2 separate regions of the Homo sapiens genome follow, and region 1 is linked to region 2. A link is an interaction called in ENCODE POLR2A ChIA-PET data of the cell type or tissue named here. Cell type or tissue: Caco-2. All regions are shown on one strand.

Region 1 (2,500 bases), 57 kb after region 2:
TTAATTGTAGCCACAAGAACCTTGCCTGTCCTCCCCACTAGACCTGAGGTCCATCTGGTAAAGGAATCAAGCCCATACATTTCAGCAGCTAACACACAGCATAGTGCACAGTGGGCACGCAATAAATATTGAATTCTTTAAGAACTACTTATGAAGTTTTGAAAAAGATGACGCCCAAGTAAAAGGATAAGGCCAGGCCCACTTAACTTCCCCATGACAGACATGAGTATGAAATGTAAAAGTTCATTTCTGGGTGGACTTCTGCTTCTGGTCAAGATGGAGTGACAGGGATCACATTTACCTTTCTACCGGAAACAGCTAATAAAAAACAAAACAAAACAAAACAAAAACACAGAATGGGCCGGGCGCGGTGGCTCACACCTGTAACCCCAGTACTTTGGGAGGCCGAGACAGGCGGATCACGAGGTCAGGAGTTCGACTGAAACCCCGTCTCTACTAAAGATACAAAAAATTAGCCGGGCGTGGTGGCGGGCACCTGTAGTCCCAGCTACTCCGGAGGCTGAGGCAGGAGAATGGCGTGAACCTGGGAGGCGGAGCTTGCAGTGAGCCGAGAGCGCGCCACTGCACTCCAGCCTGGGCGACAGAGCGAGGCTCCGTCTCAAAAAAAAAAAAAAAAGATACAAAAAATTAGCCAGGCGCGGTAGCTACTCGGGAGGCTGAGGCAGAGAATTGCTTGAACCCGAGAGGCGGAGGCTGCAGTGAGGCAAGATTGCGCCACTGCACTCTAGCCTGTGCGACAGGGCAAGACTCCATCTCAAAAAAGAAAAGAAAAGAAAAAAAAACCCAAAACGACAGAATATATGAAATGACTGTTTCCAAGATATTGGACACCAGGCACAAAGGACGACGATTCCTGAAAGACAAGGAACTGAACAAGGAGGACCCTACAGCTAACTGGCTTACTGCCTGGAGAGAATTTCAGGCACAGTGCAGGGGAGGGGCACCCAGGCAGAGTCCAGAGTTCTTCCTAAACTGAAGAGAGGAAGCTGATATATCGTCTGGGGAGGCCAAAGAGGTTCACAGGGCAGAAGATTAGAGAAGAAAGACTTACACAGAAAAAAAATTCTGGAGATCTGAGCAGGGGGCCTCCCCAGCCACCCCACCAAGTCTTCAGCTGAACACCCATCAGCACACGCATGTGAGGAAACTACCTGAGGCCAGGGAAATAATTACCTGAAAGGACGGCAGAGAACAATATTCAGACCTCACACAGGAACAGGAATAATTCCTGTTACCAGCAACCATAATAGGAAACCTCGTTATTTCAAGGAAATTGGGTAGAGTACTCAGAAACATTTACCTCTGTGGTAAAGAAAAATAACCCCAGACTTAACGCTGTGCCGGTCCCGCCTAAAAATGCTTAAAAGCAAGACCCAAAAGGATCAAACTGTTTCCAAGTAACCAGTGTTCCAGAACAAAGTTCAAGAATATTTAAAAGAATACAAAAATATCTAGCACCCAACAAGCTAAGACTCACAATATCCAACTGAAAAATCATCAGGTGGGTAGGTGCAGTAGCTTATGTCTATAATCCCAGCCCTTTGGGAGGCCGAGGTGGGAGGATCACTTGAGGCCAGGAGTTCAAAGCCAGCCTGGGCAATGTAGCAAGACCCCCATTTCCACAAAAACAATTTAAAAAAATCAGCTAGGCATGGTGGCACATGCTTGTAGCCCTCGCTACTTGGGAGGCTGAGGCAGGAGGATCTCTTGAGCCCAGGAGTTTGAGGCTACAGTGAGCTATGATCATACCACTGCACTCCAGCCTGAGCAACAGAGCAAGACCCTGTCTCTTAAAATAAATTTTTAAAAATAACCAGGCACGCAAAGAAGAAATCAGGACCCATAATGAAGAGAAAAATCAAACTAACTCAGAAATAACAAGATAATTAGTAGATAAGGACATTGCAACAGTTGTAACTGTACTCCACAAGAAATTAGAGAATGGATTGAGAATGTTAAAGAAAAAAAATTTTTTTAAAGACTTAAAATTTTTTAAAGACCCAGTGGCTCATGCCTATAATCCCAGCATTTTGGGAGGCCAAGGTGGGCGGATCACTTGAGGTCAAGAGTTCGAGACCAGCCTGGCCAACATGGTAAAATCCCGTCTCCACTAAAAATACGAAAATTACTAAAATACTAAAAATTAGCCAAGTGTGGTGGTGGGCACCTGTAATCCCAGCTACTCAAGAGGCTGAGGGAGGAGAATCACTTGAATCCAGGAGGCAGAGGTTGCAGTGAGCAGAGATTGGACCATTGCACTACAGCTTGGGTGACAAGAAAACACCGTCTCAAAAAAAAAAAGAAAGAAAGAAAAGAAAAAGACTTAAATTAGACTTGTAGAAATGAGTATTACAATGACTGAAATGAAAAGTACACTGGATAGGGTGCTGTGGCTCATGCCTGTAATCCCAGCACTTTGGGAGACTGAGGCGGGCAGATCACCTGAGTTCAGAAGTTTGAGACCAGCCTCACCAACATG
Region 2 (2,500 bases):
TTCAGTGCTACAGATTTGGATGCAGCCTCATAACCTTTTTTTTTTTTTTTTTTTTTTAAATTGAGACAGGATCTCACTCTGTCACCCAGGCTGGAGTGCAGTGATATGATCATGGCTCACTGCAGCCTTGACCTCCCAGGCTCAGGTGATTCTCTCCCTTCAGCCTCCTGAGTAGCTGGGACTACAGGCACACACCACCACATCCGGCTAATTTTTGTATTTTTTTTGTAAAGATGGAGTTTCTCCATGTTGCCCAGGCTGCTCTCCAATTCATAGCCTCAACTGATCTCCCCACCTCAGCCTCCCAAAGTGCTGGGACTATACAGGAGTAAGCCACCATGCCCGACAGGTAACTTGCTTCATTTAAATCAAAACCAGCCCATTACCATAGCTCAATTTTTCACTTTGAACATACTTAACATGACTTGGTCAGAGATCCACCCTACCTATTGCCCAGTGCTCTTCTCTTCCACACATGCACAATTCCAGGTCATGGCCCTTCACAGACAACCTTTTTTTTTTGGTACGGAGTCTTGCTCTGTTGCCCAGGTTGGAGTGTAGCAGCACGATCTCGGCTCACTGCAACCTCCACCTCCCAGGTTCACATGATTCTCCTACCTCAGCCTCCCGAGTAACTGGGACTACAGGCGTAAACCACCACACCCAGCTAATTTTTGTAATTTTAATTTTTGTATTTTTAGCAGAGACAGGGTTTCACCATGTTGGACAGCCTGGTCTTGAACTCCTGACCTCAGTGATCTGCCTGCCTTGGACTTCCAAAGTGCTGGGATTACAGGTGTGAGCCACTGTACCCAGCCCACAGACAACCTTTTTGTTTTCCTAAATGACTCTCAGCCTCAGAAATTTCCACAACTGTATGATTTTAAGAATTTTACAACTTTACAGAATATCATCCCCCAACCCTCAATAAGAAAAGAGCTTTCAGTAGGGTGAGCTTATCACTGGGTTACATGACCCATCCTTCATGCTAACAGCTTCCTGTATAAGGGAAGCCTGAGAGAAGTAGTTTGACCACTTTTTATCAGTAACAAAACTCTTGATGCTTTAACTTTGATTTTTCTTAGCAGAACACAAAATCCCATTTGTACCTGAAAACTAGACCTATTTTAACATACCTGTTTTTCCGGACTCAAAAAGTTGCTTGTGCATTTCTTTTTCAAGTCTTTTACTTCTCGAACTGGATTTACCCCACCCTGGCATTTGTCCCCTGGAATTTTCCGGTACCTACCAGGCAAAGAAGATTTGGTAACAGAAGATAAGGATGTATTCCTGGGTACCTGCCTATTTCTTGGAAACAAGATTTGAAAAGCTGCCGAAAAGCTTCCCATCCTTACGTCATGTTTCAGGCCTGGGGGGAATGTCCACAGGGATGTTTTGGGGGATATTTTGTGTAGTTTCAGGCCTTAAGCAAACTAAGCATCTCTGTCCCCTGCTGTCAGAAACATGCCTGTTCTTTCTACCTAAGAGACTGTGCCAAAGAAATCTGACCCCAAAAAAGCTCATTAACAAGTGGTACAAAATGGGAGAGGGGAAGTTATCAGGGGAGCGAGGTAATGAGGCCCGTCTAGAGCAGCACTGTCCAATATGGTGGCTACTTAAAATTGATTAAAACGAAAATTTCAGTTCCTCGGTTACACTAGTGTCCACAGCTATGTGTGGCTAGTGACTATCATATTGGGCACAGCAAATTACAGAACACTTCCATCACCAAAGAAAGTCCTATCAGACAGAGCTCTCCCTGGCTGTGCCTAAACTGTGCCAGACGAGCGATGGACGTTCATGGCGGATGGGACGCTTCTGTCATTCTGCCTGTGGGTCCCTCGCCTCTCCTCCCTTCCTGGGGGTGGTTGGGCGGGAGGCAGGGGTGCAGGATCTGGCCGAGCTTGTTCTCCTGCTCTGCCTCGTGGTGTTGGTGGGGTTGAGTCCTCTGACACCAAGCACTCATGGCTCACCTCCTGTAGTTGACCCTTGAAGGAGGCCTTCATATCCTGCCCCTCCCCAACCCCGCCAAAAATAGTGCTCTAAAGTAGGGCTTGGATCTCAGTGTGGAGAGAAGCAGCTTTCACTCTGAACAAGAACACCTCATCCATCGTGACAAGGGAGAAAAGGCCACCTCACCCATTTGTTGTTAGGTGTTCTTCTCTTCCGTACAGACAAAACTCCAGGTCGTGGCCCTTCAGTTCTGGCTGTTCCACACACTTGGAGTCATTTTCTGGACGGTAGTAGCCAAAATCACTGCAAGAGTCAGCAAATAAAGTACCTTTCAAAGCAGCTGGAAGACCGTTAAGTGACTAGCAATGAAGGGTTATGTGGGGTAGTGGATGGTTAACATTCCAGTCTTGGGTTGTTAGAAAGTAGCTCAGGAAGTCCTGTGACACCTCTGAAGGAGGTCGATTTAGGAAAACAGACACGGAGAGGGCCTTTTTTTTTTTTTTTTGAGATGGAGTCCCACTCTCTCGCCTAGGCTGGAGTGCAGTGG

The links. Peaks named below come from ENCODE experiments on the same cell type or tissue, not always from the same donor. Only the 100,000 strongest peaks of a DNase experiment are listed, where the experiment ranks them.
Region 1: POLR2A ChIA-PET joins it to region 2 with 5 read pairs; 6 of 35 experiments call an interaction of 5 or more read pairs at or near these places.

Annotation. Positions count from the first base shown.
Region 1 is chr1:109,372,278-109,374,777 of GRCh38, forward strand. All of the region lies in intron 1 of SORT1 (sortilin 1), which reads right to left. Among named protein-coding and RNA genes, the nearest start is that of SORT1, 24 kb to the right of the region's middle. In Caco-2, no CTCF peak of the experiment used is centred here; a DNase peak (open chromatin) is centred at 964.
Region 2 is chr1:109,315,714-109,318,213 of GRCh38, forward strand. SORT1 (sortilin 1) reads right to left here. Exons shown (of 20, transcript NM_002959.7): 16 at 2,140-2,256; 17 at 1,137-1,245. Among named protein-coding and RNA genes, the nearest start is that of MYBPHL, 10 kb to the left of the region's middle. In Caco-2, no CTCF peak of the experiment used is centred here; no DNase peak of the experiment used is centred here.